Regions from separate parts of the Mus musculus genome. Here region 2 is linked to region 1. The links are chromatin loops, found by intact Hi-C in ENCODE. Cell type or tissue: heart. All regions are shown on one strand. Links, peaks and the distances in the headings refer to the core of each region. The heading gives the core; the rest is flanking DNA.

Region 1 (8,756 bases), core at 364-8,363:
GAGCCTGGGCTCGATCCACAGCACTACAAAGCAATGCATGAGGCAGAGAGCAAGTTCATAGACATCCTTCAAGACAGTGTTTTCAATGTTAATTAATAAATGTAATCATATCCAACCAAATTATTAAATGTTTATTTTCTATATAGAGCAAGATTGAATGTTTTTTTTTTAAAAACTGGATAAGAAAGTAAATAGACAAATTAGATTTCCTCTCTTCCTTTTGAAAGATGACACAAGATATTATAGTAGTTTTAAAGGGAAAGAACAAAAACTGTAATCCTCTAGGATGGTGTGTGCCCAGCTCTTTCACTCATCAGCTGGAGATTTTGAGTGAATACCTAAACTCTCTGAGCCTAACGCCAAATTCAGGCTGAGCATTTAATCTGAAAAGTCTAAGTGCTCCAAGATTCAGACCTTTTAAATACATCACTTATACAAGGAGAAAATACACCCCTGACCTCACGTGACTCTGGCAGTTTAAACACAGAAGCAGAAGTATGTTTGTGTTATCACCTTCAGGCTCTGCGTAGGGGTAAATAAAACAAAGCTGAATTAGCCTCTAGACTGGGGTCCCTTCCCAAGGTATCTTATGGAAAATATACAGATATTCCAGCATTTAAAGCATCCAATGCCCAAAGCACTTCTGCTGTCACGTATTTTGGATAGAAGCTAATCTGTAACAGAACCTCAAGGTGTGTAGCTTTTCCGATACACCAGTTTTACTTAATAATATGTTTAAGCTTCCCCCCCTCATGTTGTTTTATGTTTGAAAACCTCATTTCTTATTGTGACATAGGAAATGTTCCCCAGCTGAATGTGACGTTGGTCATTCCCAAGTTTTGGTAACTATCAATACAGCTGCTATCAACATCGATGAACTATTTGTCTATACTATGGACTATATACATAGGACAATTAATATGGACCTAAGTTTCATTCTGTGCTAGTTTAGCCCCACAACAGATCTGTGTAATTCCTGCCACAGTCGGGTGGAGACTCAGTCACCTCTGCATGACTCCTGTCTTCTGTCTCACTCTCACCCTCCCTTCTACCCTCCCCCCCAACACACAGAGCATTCCTGCCCACTGCCAGCCACTAGTCTAGTCTCTATCATATGGGTTTATTTTTTTTCAAAATTGTTATATAATTGGGATGCAAGTTGAGATTACATTAAGAAATAATGTACTCGAGCAAGGCAGAAGCACTAGAATTGCATTGGCTTAATAGAGACAACATGGTCAGCAGGCTCAGATTGCAGGGATGATCGAGCGAGTTTCTTATCCAGGACAATAGGTGCCACTGGAGTGCTACATCCCTTGGCAGGCAGAGGGACGTTCTCTGTACAAGGGAGACACTGACATCTTTAGAAGTCTGATGATAGCTGCTCTTGGCAGAAGACACTGTTATGGAAAAGGCTCCCCAGTGTCAACAGGAATGGTACAAACACTTGAAATTATATTTAGGAACACATGACAGCTAATGCCTGGAAAGACATGAAGACATGGGGGACAATGATCTCCTAACACTGGCCCCACAAAACTAAACAAACAAAAACCAAGTTAGGGGCCATACGCTTTGTTGTAAACACTCAACAGAGATCTTTCTGGTGACCTTTTATGGGGGTGAAGATCTAGCTTTGTGGGTGGTAGGCTGTCACTATGTTGGAGTTGCTTTCAGGGGGGTTTATCTGCTCATGGGTGCAGCCAGCACTGGCTGGAGCCAGATGAGGGTGGCATTACATCGATCCTGCATCCAATGGTCTTGGCCATGCAACCGAGTTTCCTTCATGAAGAAGAGGTCCACCTTCCTAATCCTTGAATCTGGCCTTGGCCATGTGACTCTGCACTTCTGTTAGTGAAATGTTACCATAGCACCGGGTTGGATCAGATGGTGGCTGGTATGATTTCACTCACTCTCTCTACCCTTCTAAGAAACATGCCCAGGCAAGATGCGGGCTGCTGAGCCCAGTCATCCAGCTTGCAGCCAGCTGACTCAGCTGCCCGGTCCAGCTACTGACCCACAAGCCAATGGCCTGTGGTTCTGTGGTTATATATAGTGTGGAATTCATGTGACAAGAGAGGCAAACTGTGAGACAGAGATGTGAGGATGAGAGTGACCTAATGAAAGGAAGGCTTATGTAAGGAGCCAGGTATTCTCTTTGCTTCAGCACACTGCCAGTTAGAACTAAAAAACAAAAACAAAACAAAACAAAACAGGGCATATTGACAAGAACAAAGAACATGGAAATCATACATATGGGCTGATATAAGCTTGCATACGTGTGAGCTCAACCCCTTGTGTCAAGCTCTGTATTAGTGACTATTGTACCACAGTGACCAAATACCTGAGACATGCACCTTAAAGGAGGAAGGATTCATTTTGGCTCACAGTTTTGGAGGGTTCAGCTCATGGTCTCTGGGTCCATTTGCTTAGACAGGCCATCTTTTTTTTTTTTTTTTTCTGAGACAGGGTTTCTCTGTATAGCCCTGGCTGTCCTGGAACTCACTTTGTAGACCAGGCTGGCCTCGAACTGAGAAATCTGCCCGCCTCTGCCTCCGGAGTGCTGGGATTAAAGGCGTGCGCCACCACGCCCGGCTTAGACAGACCATCTTGGCAGCAGGAGAGAGGGAGAGTGGAGGTGTTGGGGGGAATTCCACTTCATGGTAGACAGGAACAGAGAAAGACAGAAAGTGGGGTGCAAGTAAGACCTTCAAAGGCACACCCCAAGTGTGTTAAAGTTCCCTCGAGCCTTCCCAAACAGTGCCAAGAGCCAGGAACCAAGCATTCAAATGCATGCTTGCAAGGGGCATGTCAGGTTCAAAGCATCGCAAGCACCTCTCAGGAGTGGCTTCCAATACCTGATACTTCAGTAGCTGTGAAAGGTGAGTCTACGATTGTTCTGTCATCATGCACAGTGTTAATTTGCAGTTTCTCAATCACCTGGGGCTCACCAATTAGGTTAGGTTAGGCCCTGGGATCCTCCTGTCTCTGCCTCCCTGAGCTGGAATTACACACATGCACCGCGTGCCTCGAATTTTTTTTTTTTTTTTTTTTTTTTTGGTTTAATCGAGACAGGGTTTCTCTGTGTAGCCCTGACTGTCCTGAAACTCACTCTGTAGACCAGGCTGGCCTCGAACTCAGAAATTCGCCTGCCTCTGCCTCCCGAGTGCTGGGATTAAAGGCGTGCACCACCATGGCCCAGCTGTGCCTCGAATTCTTAGGGAGTTCTGGGAATTGAACTCAGGTCATCCTGCTTTCAGGGTAAACATGTTCCCAACTGAGATACCTTTTCCAAGCTAACTCTAGAGCAGCACAGAGCGCTCTATAGGATCAGTCCAGGGAGAGCAGCCTGCTGGGCCTCCTGCTTCCATAAGCTCCTTCCTCATCTTCCTTCCCACTGTCAGAGAGGAAGGGCCTGGAGTCTCAGATCAGTAAACATTTCTGTAAGATCCGCAATACTTGCTGCCCTGCTGAGAGGGGGAAACCTGCTTCAAAGGAAGACTGTGCAGAGTTCCTGCCCTGGCTGGCTCCACCTCCTGACAGTTGTACTAGTGTGGACTCAGTGTTGACCTTGGAGGCTGCCAATCACTAGCCTGTCTCCTGCCTGTGCCTCGGTTTCCTCCTTTGTAAAGCAAGGGTGACAATGGCTGCCTTACACCTATGGGATGAGTGAAGGGTATGTAAAGCCTTACAGGGGTCAGAAAGGCATTCTGAGGTGGAATTGGGGTAGGAAGTCACAAAAGTCAAGCATTGACAGGGCCAGGGTATGAGCTTTTGGGCTGCAGCAAGACCTGTCACCTAAGAACTGGCTGTATGGAAAATGGGTGGCTGGCGTGGAGCCCCATAATGCCGAGAGGTGTATAAAGAGGAGGGGGAACCTAGTCTGACAGTGAATACTCAGGGAGGGAGGGAGGGAGGGATTGGCCTCTTCCTGGGACAGATGGTAGTGGTAGGTGTGGTAGGTGCTGCTGCTGCTGGTGGGGGTGGTGGTTTCCGTTTCTGCGCTGGTTTGAACCCCAGGGCTTCCTCCTTTCCTTGTGATGAGAAATGCATTCTTTTCTTACTTAGGCTTACTCCTTCTGGTCACATGAGCAGGCCCCATCTGGTTCTTTGTGAACTAGAAACTCCCCACCCCTGGGCCCTGTCCTGTGTCAGAGTACCTGCATGTCTGTTCTGGGCCCTCCAGGGCTCTTTGATTACACACCCATGAAGTGAGGAATTCAGGCTCACTCCTGCACATCACTTCCGGCTGGGGCAGGAGGTCCTTCGATTGGAGTCGCTCCTGGCTGCTGAACAGCACAGATTCCAGGGCTGGCTCTACAGGGGGACCATGTGACAAGGGCCAGAGCTGGGAAGCTGCCCAGGACTAGAACTTTCCTGGCCTTTGGAGACCTGAGATTGGTATCAGTCTCTGGCACAATGAGATCATGACGCCCTCCCTAGATCTACAACTTAGAGGAGATCCTGGACAATCAAGCTTCCTATCAAAACCAAATCTATCTGGTTGTCCCACGCATACCAGGCTTGTCTTTCCTCTTGCTGGCACAAGGGTGCCTTCAGAGTCACAGTGGCTCTGCTGGGGCTGTGAGTGCGGTGCATGCTATAGGCAGGGCCACATCTGTCTCCAGGCATGACTGGGTGTCTTCTCACAGAGCCAGGGCAGGTGAGCAGTTTCTCTCAGCCCCACACTTAGCTTCTCCATGAGCACCGGGTTGGTACCGCTCTCTGGGTACACAGGACCCTAAAAGCTCTGAGGCCCACCCTTCAGCAGAAACAGCTTAACAAGCCTGCGGTAAAGCACACAGAACCAGAAGAGGAAACGTCCCCAGAGGGGCTCTGCATTAACGGGGTTGCCTGTCCGTAGGACTCAGCCTCTAACCTGAGTGATCTGTTCAGATGACCAGACTTCTAAAGAGCTGCACCAAGTTGTTATTGGGGGGGGGGGGGAGCGGAGGGAAGAGAAAAGAATGGCTGTGAAAACTCAAGGAGGTGTGCATATGTGTGTGCACTGGTGAGCAGATGTGCGCGTGCACACTTGTAAATAACAAAAGCAGACATTCATCTTCCCCAGCAAGTGCTATCTCCATTCAGGAAGGGCAAAGGAGCTATTATTAGTAGGGGATTTCCCAGGGCCCAACCAACAACTGACACTGCAGGAAAAGGACCAGGGACACTAGACAGGGCTGGAAGGTGACACAGGCGATAGGAAACACCTTATTTTCTCAAGCTGGCTTAGCTGGAAATCTCACCTAGGTTTCTTACTTTATTGGCTTGGAAAAAAATCTGACACAATTTCTGCCTTAGTCCCATGTGAAGCAAGAGGAGATTGGAAGTGGCTCAGGAGTAGAGCACTTGTCTAGCGTGCGTGAAGGCCTGGGTTGGATGCCCAGCAGTGACACACACACACACACACTCACACACACTCACGCACACTCACAGGCAGGCACACACACACTCACCACATAAGTACAGTCATCCCCCCATGCACACACATGTACACATAAACACATATACATGTACACACATGCCACTCCATCAAAATAGTTGAATCTATCATTTTTCGGAAAAAAAAACATTTAAAAAATCTGAAATGTGGAGTTTCATTCATTCTTTTCTTTCTCTTTCTTTTGTTTGCTTTTTTGGTATTTATTTATTTATTTATTTATTTATTATTCATTTATTTTTGAAACAGGGTTTCTTCATGTAGCCCTTGCTGCCTAGAACTTGCTCATAGACCTGACAGGCTGGCTATGAACTCAGAGATCCACCTGCTTCTGCCTCTCTGTCTCTCTGCCTCTGCCTCTCTCCCTCTGCCTCTGTGCCTCTGCCCCTCTGCCCCTCTGCCCCTCTGCCCCTCTGCCCCTCTGCCCCTCTACCTCTGCTTCTTCAGTGCTGGGCTTAAAGGCATGTGCCACCACACTCTTTCTAATGCTGGCTTTAATAATAAGTTAGAAACCTTGCCAGGGTGGGGGTGGGGGTGCTTACTCTTTCAGGCCACAGCAATTGAAGTTGCACAAACAATGAGGCTTTTGGTTTTGCAGGAGGCAACCCAGGCCCTCATGCCTGCCCGGTCAGCCCTTTGCACTAAGTCATATTCCCAGCCTTAATAGTGGTTACTCTCGTTTTCTTCAAACACTTTAAAGAATTGGATACCTAATTAATTTTTTTTCTGAGATGTGATCTCACTTCATAATCCAAGCTATCCTGGAATTTTTGATCCTCCTGCCTCAGCCTCTCAAGTGCTGGGATAACAGGCAAGGGCTACCTAGTTTGGGAAGGAACTCTCTCATGGCATTTGCAGTGTGCCAAACACTAGCCTCAATGGCTTGTGTTTTAACTCAATTACACCAATTGTATATTGTAGCTGTTGCTGTTGTTGCTATTTCCTCTTTAGATGTGGAAAACCAAAGCACACAGATGAAGTTCAAGGACACAACTCGTGAGTGATGAGGTTGGGATTTGATCCGTGGAGTCTGTGCAGTCCAGACTTCTGAACAGTAAATTACACTGCTAACAAGAACACTTCAAACCACACAGAAGAAATTGTATCTATTGATAGATGAACGGCTGTTTTATTGCCTGCCAGCTATTTTATTGGAACTGTGAAGGTGTTATTGTTGGGTTTCTAAGCAGACAAGTGCCTAAGATGCTCGACATCCGAGTTCTCCCAGCATCTCTCAGTCCTGACCTGTTACACGATGCGGCTGGCATATTGCCCTGAACTTTCCAGACCAGGCGCTAGGCTTCCCCCTCCCCAGAGGCTCTTCCCTATATAATCCAAACATTTTGGGCTCTCTTCATGGTGATTTCCCTGGCCTCCTTCCTTGGGACTAGTGAACCCATCCTAGAGCCCCAAAGTAGACCTGCCCCCCTTCCTCTCAATTCGGCTTGAATTGGCTCATTTTGTTGGCAGAGAAAAATCTATTCATTACCATTATAGAAAACTAAGTCAGAGTTTGGGATAGAAGATGTCTGACTCCTAAAATCGCAAACCAGAGACACTAATCTTTGTGATCTTCTCCTCAGTTTGGTTTTAAAATATTCAAAGAGCATGTCCCAGACCAAAGGCAGTCTTGCCATGATGGATCAAGTGAGCTCACGGCCCTGTCCTATGAGCTTTTCAATGCCTCCATCTCCTAGGAGATGCTCCCTACCCAACAGCCCAGCTGGAAGCAGGAATCTCAAGCAACCACCTTAACACCAATGTCATATGAACTTCTCTGTCCAATAATCAGAAAGCCAGCAGAGGAATCAGATGTTTGTATGATCTCCATCACTTTAGGCAGAAACAGTTTCTCATGACAGCCTCGTCCACAGAGTTATGGGAAACAGAACTTAGAGTTTTCAAAACATTGAGATGCTTACTGAGAAATAACCATTGGTTCCAAATATAATTCAGACTTCTTCTTTCCCTAAATCCTATAACTATAGCCTGAGCTCTCTAGGTGGTAATTTTACATTTGTGGATGACTTTGATCAGCGCTCAAGAGCTCTCGAACACCTGAAAGGCGATCGTAGTTGAATGTGATTATGTGTTAAGAAGCAGTTTTTAAGTCTTCAGGAACCCCCATGTCCTGGGCTTGGGCTCTCCTGAGAAACCTTGCACAGTCTTGGGGGAAAGAGGCTCCTACTGTGGTTCCTTTCAGTTCTTTTAAATACCTCAGATGTTAATGATGTTTTGTGGATACTTGTTTTGTTGTTGTTGTTGTTTGGCTGGTTGGTTTGTTTTGTTCTGTTCATGTGGGGCAGTGGTAGATGTTTTCTTTCTCTTGGAGGGCATAAACTCCAAAATCTGTTGCAGAGAGCATTTCTCTACTGCATATTTGCCTACCACATTTTCTGACAATACTTATTAGGTCGACTAAAGAACCTCTGTTTGGCAGCTGACATGGAAAAGCTGATAAGTTGGTCATTGTGGGGTGCAGTTTCTAAGTGGTGGTGTTGTTGTCGTCGTCTTCGTCGTTTTTTTTTTTTTTTTTTTTTTTTTAAGTCAAGTTGTATTCTTTCACAATGCCAGGAAGGCCCATTAAGAGAAAAACTGCTGCCTGCTAGAATGGAATCTGGCCCCCGGGGAAGACAAGGTGCTCCGTTGTCCCTTAAGGGTTAATAATCCAGTTAGGCCAGCCAATGACCTGCCCAAAGGACCGACCCTGGGGAGGCAGGTTCACCTTAAGCTATAAAGCGATAGGAGGAACACTTACCCCTTTAATTACATAATATACTTTCCCCCCCAGAGCCCCCGGTGGTCTAGTGCTGTCTCTGAGCTTCCTGGAGCTTCTTTCTGGTTCTTCGGACATTTTTCCTTTCTTTAAAGCTTCCTCTTGCCAGGCGTGGTGGTGCACGCCTTTAATCCCAGCACTCGGGAGGCAGAGGCAGGCAGATTTCTGAGTTCCAGGACAGCCTGGTCTACAAAGTGAGTTCCAGGACAGCCAGGGCTATACAGAGAAACCCTGTCTCGAAAAACCAAAAACCAAAAACCAAAAAAAAAAAAAAAAAAAAAAAAAAAAAAAAAAAAAAAGCTTCCACTCTGCTTACACGCCATCTGGCTGATCGCCATGTTGGCTTAACTCGAACTGCACATCCTTTTTTCTTTCTCCATCCCATCCTCCTCCTCCAGGCAGCTGCCAAGATTTATGGCTAACCTGCTCAAAATACAGAAACATTACACATACTCATAACCTTACTTCCCAGGAAAGTACCGATATTGCCCCTCCCCATCCTATCTACGCAGACCACGCTGTGCGACAGACTGCTGC
Region 2 (8,756 bases), core at 605-8,604, 130 kb after region 1:
TCCAGCGTGAATAAGCTTGGGCAAAGTAATGGATGAGTGTGCCTGCACTGGAAAACAATGCATGCTGCAGGAGATGAGAACTGGGGTTCACAGCTCAGGAGAAAACTCAGGGGCGCCTCACTTGGTGACCCAATGCTCCTTCAGAAGAGGACAGCAGACCTTTTAAGATTTGTCTTGGAGCACTGAGCATGGTGACACATGCCTTGAATCCCAGCACTCTGAAGACAGACACAGGTGGATCTTTGAGATCTAGATCAGCCTAGTCTACACAGTGAGTTCCAGGATAGCCAGAGCTACACACACACACACACACACACACACACACACACACACACACACACACACAGAGAGAGAGAGAGAGAGAGACAGAGACAGAGACAGAGACAGAGACAGAGACAGAGACAGAGACAGAGCCCTGGAAGAAAACTTCTAGCACTGAAACTGGTGTCTGAATTATCAACCCATTCTCTAGTAACCAGAGCCCTTTCTTAATTGGGAAAGGCAACGGCTTCTTCAAAGCCTACAAACAGGGCAGCTGGGAGGAGAAGTGGGCCCAGTCCCTTCCTTCTCTGCAGGTTGGCGAGATGAAACTTTATTCACAGCACACCAGGGAAGGCAGGGAAGGGCTTCACTTCTCTTATGAGCCAGGTGAGGGCTCAGGACTAAGCACTGAGTTTGGACTATAGAGAAGAAGCAGTGGTATTTCTTGTGTTCCAAATTTGTAGAATCATATTTCTTTCCAAAGTACCCAGGTGCTAAGGTAACTTCATACAAATACTTAGATATGCAAATATATGCAAAAATTTTATGTGCATGCATATTATACTTAAGCATTACTTTTCAAAACCACCATTGTTCAAGTGAATCATAAGAGGGTAGTAGGACTAACTTGCTCCATAGAACATTCCACACAGAACTCTCTTGTCCTTGGGGATGCTAAGACATCCTGTGGATACCTGAAACCCGGGGAACCACACTCTGTTTTTTTCCTATACATACACCTATAATAAAGTCCAATTTATTTTCCTTTAATTTTTATTTTTTATTTTTATATGTATGGGTGTTTCATCTGCATGTATGTCTGTGCAACATGTGCATGCCTGTGAGCCACCATGTGGGGACTGGGAACTGAACCCAGTTTCTCTGGAAGAGCAGCCAGTGTTCTTAACTGCTGACCCATTTCTCCTGCCGCATAAAGTATGGTTTCTAAGTTAGGCACAGTCACTATCAACAACAATAACAATGAAATAGAACAATTATAGTATACTGTTGTAAAAGTTATTTTAAAAGTGTTCAGTGGCAAAGGCTGTTGTCCTAGCTGAGGAAGGAAGATGTTTCTCAGTCCAGGCATTTGAGAGCAGCCTAGATGATACAGAAAGACCCAATCTCAAAGCTTTGTGCCTGTGGTTGCTCTTGTGTACCTGGTTACCACACTATATGTGCATGAAGGAACATTCCACATACCAGTGGGACAGAAGACTGCATTGCACTACAAGTTTCCATGCAGAAGGAAGTGCAGTTTAAAACTTGGAAGCTGCCGGGCGTGGTGGCACACGCCTTTAATCCCAGCACTTGGGAGGCAGAGGCAGGCGGATTTCTGAGTTCGAGGCCAGCCTGGTCTACAAAGTGAGTTCCAGGACAGCCAGGGCTATACAGAGAAACCCTGTCTTGAAAAAAAACAAAAACAAAAACAAAAATTTGGAAGCTATTTATTTTGTAAGTTTCCACTTACTATTTTTCAGACCATGGTGGACATAGTGGACTGAAACAGAGCCCTAAGCATTGAATACAGAGGACTCTATAATACAGCACAGGGTGTCTATGGAAAACAATAACTCAAAACGTTTAAGTACTAACTCAACATCAGGTACCACTTGGATTTCACAAGATTCCAAAGCCTAAGATTAGACAGAGACATAACTGACAGCTAAGGGCAGCTACTCACTACTGGGTGACCAGGGACAGCATGCTACCTCAGTTTCTCCATCTTCCTTGTGAAGACTATAATTTCTTCCTCCTGTTTTAAGGTTAGAATAAAATTATACTTTTGTGGATATGACTGGTGCTGTTCTTATGAACCAATCATCTAATAAATACAGGAGCCAGTCACTGGGCAAATAGGAGGGACTTCTAGGTTGGACAGAGGAAAAGAGGAAGCAGGAGAGAGTTAGGTCCTCTTTGGACAGGGATAGCATGAGGACAAGATGTAATTATGAGTGTCTCCCAGTTTCAAAGGTGGATCCATTGGGATTTGCCACCTGATTTAAATTTAATAAGGCTTACAAGTTAGGATTTTAGTTGTTGCACCCAGCGATTGTGTTCCATTTTCCTTCATGCAGAGGCTCATCTGGGTTCAAGAGAGAAAGGGACAGTGGCAAAGTGTGGGTTTGCCTGAGGTGCAACAAAGGTCACAGGGCTTTGAAGCATGGGGCTGGTGTGGTAACCACCCATCTATGGGAACCTAGAGAGCTGGATGGAAAGATTTTGGAGCTCTGAGTCAGAGGTAAAAACAGGTCAGCCATTGCCCACCAGTGCATGGCCAGCCAGACCATCAAGGTAGAGAGGTGCCCGGAACAAGAGCAGGAGCTTGCTGAGTTCTTTATTTTTTATTTTATTTCCCACAGCATTATACCATTTAGGATTATTTTTGCCAAGGCTCCTAATTCCTGAGTGTTCAATAAATAGTTGTGACTATTATCATATCCACAGCTATTTCCAAAAGTCTAGATTATAATGATCTTGTGAAATGGAGAAGAGGAGGAAGAGGAGAAAGAGGAGGAGAAGGAGGAAGAGGAGGAGGAAGAAGAGGAGGAGGAAGAGGAAGAATAAGAAGAGGAGGAGGAAGAGGAAGAAGAGGAGGAGGAAGAAGAGGAGGAAGAGGGGGAGGAAGAAGAGGAGAAGGAAGAGGAGGAATAAGAAGAGGAGGAGGAGGAAGAGGAAGAAGAGGATGAAGAAGAGGAGGAGGAAGAGGAAGAAGAGGAGGAGGAAGAGGAAGAAGAGGAGGAAGAAGAAGAGGAGGAAGAAGAGGATAGAGGAGGAGGAGGAGAAGGAGGAGGAAGTAGCTGAGAATGGAAAAGCTAGGCATCTAGTGAGGACTTCTGAGCTCCAGTCTCTGCCTTATAGTGCCAGGGCCTGACATTCCTAGTGTAGTGTGGGCTTTTAAAAGAGCTTCATTTCCCTAAGCAAGGTATAAGCAACATCATCAGCCTAGCAGAGCTAATGCACTCCTCCCATGAGACAGAGGGAGGAGAGTCACTTCCAGGGGCCTCTTTTATTGCTATTATAAAAGATGTTTAGGATCCATTATCACAGAGGCTTCTCATGCAGTCTCTGACACATGCTCCTTTCTTTGCTTCACAGAGAAGAGTGTAGAGGGGTCTTAGGTTAGGCTAGATGAAGGTAAGATCTCTTCTGCATGTGCCTGGTGACAATGGATCTCATAATTTGATATCAAAGGTGTATATGACTTTTTCTTTAAACTCCATTGATTTCTTTCAATATTTATGTGTGTGTTCTTCTGTGAGTTCATGTGCACATGTGTGCAGGTGCCTGCAGAGGTCAGAAGGTAGCACTGGGTCTCTGGGAGCTGGAGTTATAAGCAGTAGTCAGGTGCTATGTGAATTCCTGAAACCAAGCCCCAGGCCTCTATAAAAGCTGTCAGGGCACTGAACCCCTTACCCACCTCTATGCATCCCGTATTGCATTTTCTCCCAACCCCAAACTCAAGGTTCAATCACTCATGCAAGTTTATAAAACACACATTCCAAATCACCTTCAATACTCAGAGTGTCAGACTCTATAGCCAATACATCAACACTTCAAAGAAGGAGCCCCACATGTGCTCAACAATACACTCGAAGCCGAGGAGTACTGAGAGTGGGAGAAATAGACTTCTTCAGTGAAGAGGACCCCAGCTGGCTATCAAACCCTAAGTGATCATCCCCCAAAACATACATACAAACAACACTATACAGACTGGAAGTGTATTTATATATTTAAGAGTATATATGTATATACATATATGCATAAAACATAATGAAAAAGGAGGCCATGAATTTGCGAGAGCGAGGAGGGGTATAAGGAAGAGTTTGGAGTGAGGAAAGGGAGGGGAGAAATGATGTACTTATACTATAAGCTCAAGAAATAAACTATTTTTAAAAAATGATCAAGAAGGGAATACTTATAACCTGGTGCCACGAATGGCTGGGGCAGCACAGATCCTGTTTTGCTCAGCTGTCTACACGCTGTAAACAGAAGTGCCACAGTACCACAGACGAGGCTGTTGTCTCTTTTTTAAGCAGACACCGTTCTTTGAAATACTAGTTACTATGTGGTTATCGGTCCCACATACTTGTGCTCAATGGAAAGTACTGGATGGTGGTAGCGGTGGAGATCAGAGGTGGTGGGGACAAGGGCGGCTGTGTCTGGGATCTGATCTATCTGATCGTAAGTAGTCTGAAGGAGTGAGTCAGAGAGGAAAACATTGTAAATCGAATCCGGCCACTGCCGCTACTGCAGGAACTCGCACCAGTCGGCCAGGGGCCAAGGCAGTGAGTAGTAGGACTGTTTCTGTGATTATCGCGCCACGCTGTTTCTGCCATTAGCAATGATAAGCCTCCCTAGCTCCGGTCAGCAACATGGCTTCCTCTGTCAGCTTTTCAAGAGTGCTTTAAGCAGAAAGTATTGTCAATTGCCACACCTATGATTTCCACCTGATTCTTCCATATGTGCTGGGGGGGGGGGGGTGGGGTGGTGGGGGTGGGGGTGGTGGAGTGGTGTAGGCTTCAGCGCCCCCTGGGGGTGGCACCTCTACACTGCAAGAATGCATGTGCTCTCATAAAACAGTAGAAAAGGGAGTTTCCTATATCCATCCAGATGAAGATTTTTACAAGGACTATTGAAATACCATACTTCAAGCATACCCCTTCTAATTCTCCCTCCTAAATCTCTACATAGCCAGGGTTAATTTTCTCCTGATAAGAATTCATTTTCAAAAGAAAATTTGGTTTAATTTCCTGACTGACTTTTGCAAAAGCTTCCAAATCAAAATAAGATGGTTCCAGCTTTGCAGGCTGGAAACTATGAAACTTTTTTTTCCAGAGAAATGTTCTTTTTTTTTTTTTTCCTTTCAGCAACATTTTGGCAGACACAAAACCTAATTATAAAACCTTTGCTGTCTAGAAAAGAACTGTCAAAATAAAACAAATGCTGTCAGATGTAGACTGCAAATCTCACTTTATTATTCATTATCAAATAAAAATAACTGTCAGAAACCATGGAAAAGCATCAGTTAGCCAAAAATCTGAGCAAAAACATCAAGTCTATGAAACTGACACCTCATCTGTATCCAGCTGATAAAAATTAAAATGGAGCCATGACAACATTGATTCTCAGGACCTCCCTCCCCCAGACAGTCCAGTGGCTTTGCTGTGTAGCCCAGGCTTCCCCAAGACCTCCTCCTCCCGCTGATCCAAAAAGCAAAGTGTCCTTCTTCACCCTCTCACCAGGCTTCTCTACAAGGGGCAACCTTGGGGGTGTGGTGGGTAAATGTAGAGAAACACCGTTCTGCAAAGGGAGGTGGGGTGGGGAGGCTCTTTGTCCCAGAGCTGTACCTGCTGGTTGATAGCCGACTCTTTTGGATTCATTTTCTACATTACTAAATGCAAAATAGAGAATTAATCTGTGTCTTAGTGTTATCTAAAGGTCTAGGGAAATTCAATATCCTTGCACTAAGATAGTCTGAGAACGTAGCCATCAAGCCGGATGCTCAAATGCACATTTGTCTGGCCACGTTCAAGCACCTCTGCCTGGGCTGGACGTGGACTTGCCACCTGCCTGGGGTAAGCTTGTCCCCCTCCTGGGCTCCTGGGCTAAGCAGGTTTCATCCAGTTGCCACCAGGGGTGGTTTTTTAAAGATCCAAACTCATGTATGTTTAAAGGCCCAGTTGACTGCCCATCACAGGAAAGCTGAGACTTCAACCCTGCTGACAGAAAGAATCCTTTACACGCATGGCCTCAGCCTGCTCTGTGGGCACCCAAGCCTATGAGTGCTTACGCTTCGGTCACGCACAACTAAGCTCTCCCACTGTTAGAATACACCATGACCTTTCAGGCTAACTCGCATAAACCGGTTTCCTCACATAAGCACATCCTCCTTCATGTCCGCTGGACTCAAACCTTAAGGCCTAAACGTCAGACCTCTTGTGAACCTGGCACTTAGTACCCCAAACCTCTCCAGGCCACACCCTTTTCTCCATCTTCTTTATTGGCTCTTTGTGGCTTTTTCCTCCTTATGCCTCTTTCCTCAGGGCTAAGAAGGAAGTTTATTGTTTGTGTTTGCAAGACCTCACAGAGGACCTGCTCACAGAAAAAGAACAAATACATGAAGAAAAGGCCACCAACTCCAAATAGCGAGTGAAGACTCTGAGAATTGACGCTGGACACTACACGGCTCTCTAAGGCCCTGCCCAGCCATTGCCTGACCTTGACCTTACAGAAAGAGGATGCTACTCTAATAGACAGATGACTATCAAGTGAGGTATCGGGCCCCAGTGAGGGTTTGAGCAAGTATCAAACCTGCAAATACAAGAATAGCTTGTCCCCTGGGTACCTGCTCAGTCATGCCGAGCGTCACGGGGGCTGCAGAAGAGCACTTTGGAAAACCCTGGTCTGGAAGAGGCTCTCCAGATTGCAGCTTAGCAAACCCATTTTCAGTTCTGCCATGTGGCAGAGCCCCCCTAGATTAGAACATGGCAGCCTGTGTATGAGACATACAAATTCCTCCTCTCATGGTATAAGTAAGACAAAGAGACAAGATCCCTTCTTCCTTTGTAAGCAGTAACCTGACCTGTCAAAAGAGATGAAATCAGACTGTTGGAGAGATGGCTGGGTGATCAACAGTACTCGCTACTTCTGCAGGGGACCCAGGTTTGGTTTTCGGGATCCTTGTAAGGCAGCTCACAACTGCCTGTAACCCCAGCTTCATGGCTCTGACAGCCCCCAAATAAATCTTAAAAAACAAAACAAAACAAAACAAAACCTGAAACCAGAAGGGCAGTCACATGGCCATTACAAAGCAGACAGCTCAGACACAAGGAGCAGGCAGAACAAGGGCCTTTTTCAATTATATGGGTTCTTGACATAATATCAAGACCTTTTTAGTCAAAGACTAATTATCTATCTTTCTTCCTTTTCCTTTTTTTGTATGTGGTGTGTGTGTGTGTGTGTGTGTGTGTGTGTGTGTGTGTGTGTGTGTGTGTAACTGATTGTCTCCTACATGTGAGGCAAGTGCTCTGTCACTGAACCCTGTCCTCAGCCCTCCTCTGACTTAGATTCATAAGAAATCAGGAGCAGAATGATGGCTAGGTGTGAACAAGATCTACCTAGCCATTTTGTGACTGTGATCACCTGTTTTCACTTCCACTTCGTTAATTTCACTGAAACACTTTCAAGGCAAGGGCTGTGAATCTGGGCAGGATATTTTATCCCTGAGCCTGGAAAGCAAAGATAACAAAACCCACCTTAACATGATGTCTGACACGGAAGCACTACCCAGGCATTAAGGCCCGGGTAAACCCGGATGTTGGAGCTATATTCCCAGGCACCATGCTTAGAGCCCTGCTAGATCACATGCTACACTGAGAGCAAGTTTTTGAAAGCGGAAGAGTGGACTGAATTATGGTGGGTTTTGTTGTTATTGGGGAAAACTCAGGAACTTTTTCTATTTGCATGGGTTTAAATGAAGTTCAGTGTGATTTAGTAAGGACGGCCCGAGATTCAAATGAAGCATCAGAAACTGAATATTTATCCAGATGTTCATCTGAGGCTCTCTAGGGGTTTGTGGTGGTTTCTTTACTCAAGGAAGATAAGTGCCAGAGACGCTGGCCTCCCTGGACACCCGCCTCAGCCTCCATCCTGACAGCAACCAGCGAGGGAGGATCCTGCTGAGCGGCTCCAAGAGGATGCTGGGAAGGTGAGTGATTTGGCAGCCATTCACCAAATAACTGACTCGGCCACCAGAGAGCTGAGATAAAGAAAGATGGATTTGAGGAAAGGCCAAACCAGGGCTGTGGGATTCACAAGAAGGATTGTAAGTGCGGAAATAGAGCAACTTCCTCATTCTGACGGCAGGGATGTCTATTGCTTGGAATACTGAGAGACCGCTGAGATTCTTATCTCTTCTTTGAAATGTACTAAGGGCAAAAAGATACAAAAGTCTGTTGAAAGACTGAAAACACTTGCTCTCTGAAAGTCATGAGGGGACTGGGAACCGGAAAAGTGTTCTAATTTACAACACTCTGGGCGCAGATAACTTTTTCGTAATTTAAAGCTTGGGTGTGCACAGGTTTGGGAGCTCCTCAGATGAAGCTGTAAGATCAGCACAAAGGGAGGCATGCGGCCTGCTCTCCGAAAGCATAACGATGCTACGCTTAATAACAATGCTACGCTTAATCTTTGTTCTCCAGGTCCTCTGAGAAGCAGTTCAGAAGGACCGAGTGGCTATTATACTAAGCAGAAGGACCAAGTATGTATTCTAGAAAAAACAAAAACAAAAATAAAACCTGTAAAATCTTCTGTCTTTCTTATAGTTTGCTCTTACAGAAAATGCTCAACTTTAAATTCTTTATTTAAAAAAAATTTTTTTTATCCTTTTTACAAACTTGCAGGCAAACTACATCTGGGGGCCCCTCGGGAGTGTTAGTGTTTACTGACCAATCATTTAACTCCTCTCCCAAACCTAAAAACCATTCTTGACG

Evidence for each region. Peaks named below come from ENCODE experiments on the same cell type or tissue, not always from the same donor. Only the 100,000 strongest peaks of a DNase experiment are listed, where the experiment ranks them.
Region 2: a loop joins it to region 1, with 2.1 times the contacts of the local background. A loop is called at or near these places in 2 of 42 quality-filtered maps.

What each region holds. Positions count from the first base shown.
Region 1 is chr13:93,985,772-93,994,527 of GRCm38, reverse strand. No RefSeq gene overlaps it. Among named protein-coding and RNA genes, the nearest start is that of Lhfpl2, 68 kb to the left of the region's middle. In heart, for the core only: a CTCF peak has its summit at 1,326; DNase peaks (open chromatin) are centred at 1,357, 1,867, 4,277 and 5,137; H3K27ac peaks cover 3,027 bases.
Region 2 is chr13:93,851,844-93,860,599 of GRCm38, reverse strand. All of the region lies in intron 4 of Arsb (arylsulfatase B), which reads right to left. Among named protein-coding and RNA genes, the nearest start is that of Mir5624, 65 kb to the right of the region's middle. In heart, for the core only: CTCF peaks have their summits at 4,649 and 4,848; DNase peaks (open chromatin) are centred at 4,569 and 7,969; H3K4me3 peaks cover 532 bases; H3K27ac peaks cover 895 bases.